2 separate regions of the Homo sapiens genome follow, and region 1 is linked to region 2. A link is a contact called in ENCODE Hi-C or POLR2A ChIA-PET data. All regions are on one chromosome and are shown on one strand. The core of a region is the stretch at or near the end of the contact, and the rest is flanking DNA. Distances in the headings are between cores, read along the strand shown.

What was found. Hi-C counts contacts between places; a loop is a spot of excess contacts on that map. ChIA-PET counts read pairs that join two places held with the same protein, here RNA polymerase II (POLR2A). Pooled maps may share reads with other maps.
Region 1: a loop to region 2 is called in a pooled map, with 7 times the contacts of the local background. The contact joins two enhancer-like sites. A Hi-C loop is called at or near these places in 1 of 168 maps with a recorded cell type or tissue (endothelial cell of hepatic sinusoid) and 10 of 50 pooled maps. POLR2A ChIA-PET finds 5 or more read pairs at or near these places in 2 of 52 experiments (both activated T-cell).

The regions. Positions count from the first base shown.
Region 1 is chr16:67,052,481-67,055,685 of GRCh38, forward strand. The region is part of intron 3 of CBFB (core-binding factor subunit beta); the gene reads left to right. Among named protein-coding and RNA genes, the nearest start is that of CBFB, 25 kb to the left of the region's middle. Within about 2 kb of position 1,556, at least 4 of the 41 ENCODE cell types and tissues checked have a DNase peak (open chromatin) inside an H3K27ac peak, as active enhancers do.
Region 2 is chr16:66,982,438-66,985,767 of GRCh38, forward strand. No RefSeq gene overlaps it. Among named protein-coding and RNA genes, the nearest start is that of CES4A, 4.5 kb to the right of the region's middle. Within about 2 kb of position 1,819, at least 2 of the 41 ENCODE cell types and tissues checked have a DNase peak (open chromatin) inside an H3K27ac peak, as active enhancers do.

The DNA.
Region 1 (3,205 bases), core at 306-2,805, 70 kb after region 2:
TGGGAGGTTTGCTTGAGCCCAGGAGTTCAAGGCTGTAGTGAGCTGTGATGGTGCCACTGCAATCCAACCTGGGTGAAGGAGGGAGACCCTGTCTCTTAAAAAAAAAAAAATGCCTGCTAGACAATTTACAGTTACATATGTGGCTTGCATTTGTGATTCACATTATATATTTCTGTTGAACAGTACTGCCTGCACAGTTGGCCAGGTATGGTGGCTCACACCTATAATTGCAGCACTTTCAGAGGTTAAGGAGGGAGGATTACTTGAGCCCAGGAGTTACAGACCAGCCCGGGCAACAAAGTGAGACCCCATCTCTACAAAAAAATAAAATAATTAGCCAGGTGTCGTGATACAGGCCTGTAGTCCCAGCTACTTGGGAGGCTGAGGCAGGAGGATCCCTTGAGTCCTGGAAATCAAGGTTGCAGTGAGCTGTGTTCATACCACAGAGCAAGATGCTATCTCAAAATGAGTCCTGGAAATCAAGGCTGCAGTGAGCCGTGTTCATACCACAGAGCAAGATGCTATCTCAAAAAAAAAAAAAAGAAAAAAAGAGAAAGAAAACTTTACAGTTCTTTTCCTCAACCCGTCTCCCCCCACAAAATAATCACTATCCTGATTGATGTATTTGTTCCCTTACTTTTCTTTGTCATTTTATTTCCTGTGCATATATCTCTAAATAACGCATTGTTTAGTTTTTAAAAAAAATGAAACTAGGAAGCACACACTTCAGGGCAGTGTAAACAACGGACTCTAATGTCACTTTCTCTCTTTTTTTTTTTTTTTTTTTTTGGTGAGAGGAGTCTTGCTCTGTCACCCAGGTTGGAGTGCAGTGGTGCGATCTCGGCTCACTGCAAGCTCCGCCTCCTGGGTTCACGCCATTCTCCTGCCTCAGCCTCCCGAGTAGCTGGGACTACGGGCCCCCTCACCACCACACCTGGCTAATTTTTTGTATTTTTAGTAGAGATGGGGTGTCACTGTGTTAGCCAGGCTGGTCTCGATCTCCTGACCTTGTGATCCACACTCTTCGGCCTCCCAAAGTGCTGGGATTACAAGCGTGAGCCACCGCACCCAGCCTTCTAATGTCACTTTCAGATGCAGCTCCTAGAAGATGAGCTGAACAGAATCTTAGGGTCAAGTCCGGATTCAGCTTCCCTGTGAATTTTTAGAGCCTCCCTGGGGAAGCTTGTGAGCACAGTCATGAGTGGATTATGGGAAACCTAGGGCTCACACTGGAGTTAGGGCATCTGGCACACTGAAACCATTGCTCACCGTGTGCCGGAGATGTGGAGGAATATGGTCAGAGGGAGTTAGCTGCTCTGGTATTTTCTGCTTCTAGGCTCACCATGACCTACCTTCTTTTATCCTTTTTTTTTTTTTTTAATTTCTTTTGTCAAAATTGATGTCTCATTCCAGAGCTACCTTCTTTTCACAGGAGTGAGTCAAAGCACATCACCTTTGTCAGCTCAAATGAGTGTCCTTAGCTGGTCCCAGCAGTGGGGAAGGCTTATATATGAGCATTTTGCCCTCAGGATCTTGGTGATGACCATCCTCAGAATGTCCATCTCTTCAATCTAGACTGATTGTCCTCTATATCCAGCGCACTGCTTTCATACTGATTTCTGTGTTCATCCTCTGCTGTGAGGGGCTTTTTTGTTTTTTTCTTTTTGTTTCTTTTTCAGTTTTTCTGTCTTCCTGTTTCTTGGTTTACGGTCTCTTTGTGGATAACAGAGTTGTTGCATATTTGAAGTGTCTTTATTCTACGATACTTTATTGTAAGTTTGTCTTGTTCTAGAGTTTGAGGTTAGAGATTATTTTCGTTAAGAAGGCCTTGTTTCATTGTCTTGGTTTAAATGTTGCAGTTGAAAATCTCTGAAGTCATTGTGTTTCCTGATCTGTTTGTGACCAATTTCCCCGTCTTTGGAAGTTTGTAAAATCTTTGTCTCCATGTTTTGGTATTTATCTATGATGTAACCTAGTGTCGGTCCACAGTCATTCCTTGTGCAGGGTACTTGCCAGCCCTTTACAGTATGGCAGCTGTGTCCTTCGTAAGGAAATTTTCTTATATTAATTGATGACTTCCTTTCTTATATTTTTTCTATTCTTTTCTGGAACATCTACTATTTGGATGTTAGACCCACAGGAATGATCCTGTTACCTTATTTTCTTACTGTCTCTTTTGTCTTTTTGGTCTACCTTCCAGAAGATTTCCTCTACTTTATCTTCAGAGTCTTATATTGGGTCTTAATTTCTACTATATTTCAACAGAGCTTTTTGTTTGTTTGTTTGTTTTGAGACGGAGTCTCGCTCTGTCGCCCAGGCTGGAGTGCAGTGGTGCGATCTCGCCTCACTGCAAGCTCCGCCTCCCGGGTTCACGCCATTCTCCTGCCTCAGCCTCCCACGCGTAGCTGGGACTAGAGGTGCCCACCACCACGCCTGGCTAATTTTTTGTATTTTTTTTTTTTTTTTTAGTAGAGACAGGGTTTCACCAAGAGCTCTTTTTTGTGTGTGCTACAAATGTTCCTTTTTTGTTAGTATCCTCTTCTTGTTTATCGGGTACATTTTATCTGAGAATCTAGCTGGTAGATTTTTACTGCTTTACATCACTTCAGAGGAAATGGCTGCAACTGAAGGGTGAAAGTCAGAATTTATCTTGGCTCAGCTTTTCATGTAAGAAAAGAAAAATACAGTGAAACCAAATTAAAATAATTATGTGGAGAGCATATTGGTGGCAAGTTAATACATTTTTATGACTTTTTGGAGGGTCTAATTTATTCTTAACAGAAGTCTGAGTTTAGTATCCATTTATTGAATATGTATTTATATGTGTATACGCACACACACACAGTGTATTAAATCTATTGAATTCCAGACACTTTCTTTTTTTTTTTTTTTTTTTTTTTTTTTGAGACGGAGTCTCGCTCTGTCGCCCAGGCTGGAGTGCAGTGGCGCATCTCGGCTCACTGCAAGCTCCGCCTCCCGGGTTCACGCCATTCTCCTGCCTCAGCCTACTGAGTAGGTGCCCGCCACCACGCCCAGCTGATTTTTTTGTATTTTTTTAGTAGAGATGGGGTTTCACTGTGTTAGCCATGATGGTCTCGATCTCCTGACCTCGTGATCCATCTGCCTCGGCCTCCCAAAGTGCTGGGATTACAGGTGTGAGCCACCACACCCGGCCTCCAGACACTTTCTTTAGTTTTTCATTTTA
Region 2 (3,330 bases), core at 569-3,068:
CTCACTATGTGGCCCAGGCTGGCCTGAAACTCCTGGGCTCAAGTGATCCTCCTGCTTTCGTGTCTCAAAGTGCTGGGATAACAGACATGAGCCACCATGCCTGGCCACTTCTGTCACTTTTTGCTTCATATATTTTAGTGCTCTGTTATCTGGTACATATATGTTTATAATTGCATGTCTTCCTGATAGATTGACATGTTTATCATTATAAAATACCCTTCTTTATCTCTAGTAATATTTTAAAAGTCTACATTGCCTGATACTAGCGTAGCCACTCCAACTTTCTTGTGGTTACTGTTTCCGTGATATACTTTTCCCCAGTCTCTTCTTTTCCATTTATTTGTATCTTTGACTCTAAAGTCTGTCTCCTATAGACAGCATATAGGGGACTTTTTTATAAATCCAATCTGGGCTGAGTGTGGTGGCTCACACCTGTAATCCCAGCACTTTGGGAGGCCAAGGCTGGTGGATCACTTAAGGTCAGGAGTTCAAGACCAGCCTAGCCAATATGGTGAAACCCCATCCCTACTAAAAATACAAAAAAAAAAAAAAATTAGCTGGGCGTGGTAGTACATGCCTGTAATCCCAGCTACTCGGGAGGCTGAGGCAGGAGAATCACTTGAACCCAGGATGCGAAGGTTGTGGTGAACCAAGATCGTGCCGCTGCACTTCCAGCCTGCGTGACAGACCAAGACTTTGTCTCCAAAAAATGAATAAATAAAATTTTTTAAAAAATCGAATCCAACAGTCTCTACCTTTTGACTGGATTGTTTAATCCACTCACATTTAATGTTATTCCTGACATAGTTGGATTTACTGCTGGCATTTTACTTCTTGTTTTCCATGTGTCTCGTGTCTTTTTTGTCTTCTATTTATCCTTTACCGCTTTCTTTGTTTTAAGTAAATATTTTCTAGTGACGTATTTAAATTTCTTTAATAATTAATATCACTGTATATTTTTAGTTTTGTTGTTGTCGTTGTTTTTAGTGGTTGTTTTAGGGCTTACCATATACATTTTACCTAAAGAGAATCAGCTTCAGAGGTGTTTTGTTTTGTTTTGTTTTGTTTTGTTTTGTTTTGAGACAGGGTCTCACTCTGTTGCCCAGGCTGGAGTGCAGTGGCATGATCTCGGCTCACTGCCACCTCCATCTCTTGGGCTCAGGTGATCCTCCCACCTCAGCCTTCCAAGTAGCTGGGACTACAGTGTGCACCACCAACCCCAGCTAATTGTTTTTTCTATTTTTAGTACAGACAAGGTTTCACCATGCTGCCAAGGCTGGTCTTGAACTCCTGGGCTCAAGCAATCCACCCACCTTGGCCTCCCAAAGTGTTGGGGTTATAGGTGTGAGCCACAGTGCCTGGCCCTATCTCTACTAGCTTCATTCCAGTGAGATATAGAAACATTATTCCTATATATCCCTATTCACTTTTCACCCTTTTGTGGTATTATTGTTATATGTTTTACATCTATTAATGTTACAAACCCGAAAATACATTGTATGATTGTTATTTTACTGTTTTCATTTTGTTAGCCCAATGCAGCTTACTTCCACCCACCTCCTTTGTGTTGTCACTGGCAAATATATTAAATTTCTACAGGTTACAGGCCCAATAATACACTTTATGCACACTCTTTTATAAATTGCCTTGGTCAATTTTTGCTTTAAATCTTTTATAAATTGCTGCTTTAAGTTAATGTTTTTAAAAAAGGAAAAAATTATTCTATGTTTTATAATTACAACTTTCCTCCTTAAGCAATAAAAGAGCCACAGATATGGGGAATTACACAGACATCACAATCTCCACCACGCTGTGGTGTGCCCCGTGCAGTCCCGCCCACTCAACAGCAATTTGTTTAATCCTCACAACAACCCTCACAATTAGTCGTTGTTAGCTCTGTTTTACAGATGGGACAAATGAAGCTCAGAAAGGGCTTCTGGGACACATGGATGGTAAGAGACTAAGTGAGCTTGGGGCCTACATCTTGTTTTTTTTTGTTTTTTGTTTTTTTAGATGGAGTCTGGTTCTGTCATCCAGGCTGAAGTGTAGTGGTGTGATCCCAACCTGCATCCTCCACCCCCCCGGTTCAAATGATTCTCCTGCCTCAGCCTCCCAAGTTGCTGGGATTACAGGCATGTGCTACCACACCGAGTTAATTTCTGTATTTTTAGTAGAGATGAGGTTTCACCATGTTAGGCAGGCTGATCTTGAACTGCTGACCTCAGGTGATCCACCACCTTGGCCTCCCAAAGTGCTGGGATTACAGGCGTGAGCCACCAAGCCCAGGCTGTTGGGGCCTACATCAGTCAGACTCAGAGATCAATGCTCTTTCCACAGCACGACATCCTTCCCTTTACTCAACCAAGATACATAGGAATGTTCTTAAGAAAATTCTACTAAGAGACTCAGGCAAATAACACCCAGGCTTTCTGAGAAAAGACTGATTCTTGGAAAAGATGATGCTGTACCAGGACTACCTGAATGAAAACTCTGCTAAGAGACTCAGGCAATTAACAACCAGGCTTTCTGAGAAAAGGCTGATTCTCAGAAAAGATGATACTGTACCAGGACTACGTGGTTGACGTGGCTGCCCACTCAACATCCCCTGTGCCCCATGTGAGCATCAGATGGGGCACACATGTATCCTGGGCACCTCATCATGGTATCTGGCCTGGCACGAGTGCTTCCCATATGGGCTGAGTGAAAGGTTGTTGCCCCCCCAGGGACAGGTGGCAGGAGTAGAGCCAGTGGTTGGCAGAACTCGTCCTTGAGGCCCACACAGATGTGGCCAAGGAGCTGCATAGCTGAGTGGGGGAATCTATGTGTGGCTGGCCCCTAGGCCTAGCAGGTGGATTCACAATCTTGTCTGTTTTCCCCACTGCCCCCTTCCCCTGTCCTCTGCCTGACAGCTTGTCCTGTGCATTCTGAACTTTGTCAGATGCTGGGCAGCAAAACAAGCAGCTTCCTCACCTCCCAAAGCCTAATATCCATACTCCTATTGTTGTGGCCACAGCCTATAAGAGAATCTGGCAGAATGAGGCTGTGAGGATAGGCAGGCAGTCAACAGAGAGAGATGTGGTCCAGGCCAGGTGGAGCTGCTGGTAGTCCCTGCTTTCCTGGTCCTGCCCACCCTGTCCTCCCATCCCTATACCTTTAAACCTCACACTGACTGAACCCTCAACTAATGTTCATTTTTTTAAATATGGAAAATACCACTTTGAGAGGCTGAGTCAGGTGGATCACCTGAAGTCAGGAGTTTGAGACTATCCTGGCCAACGTGGTAAACATGCTACTAAAAATTGAAAAATTAGCTGGCTGTGGAGGTGAGCA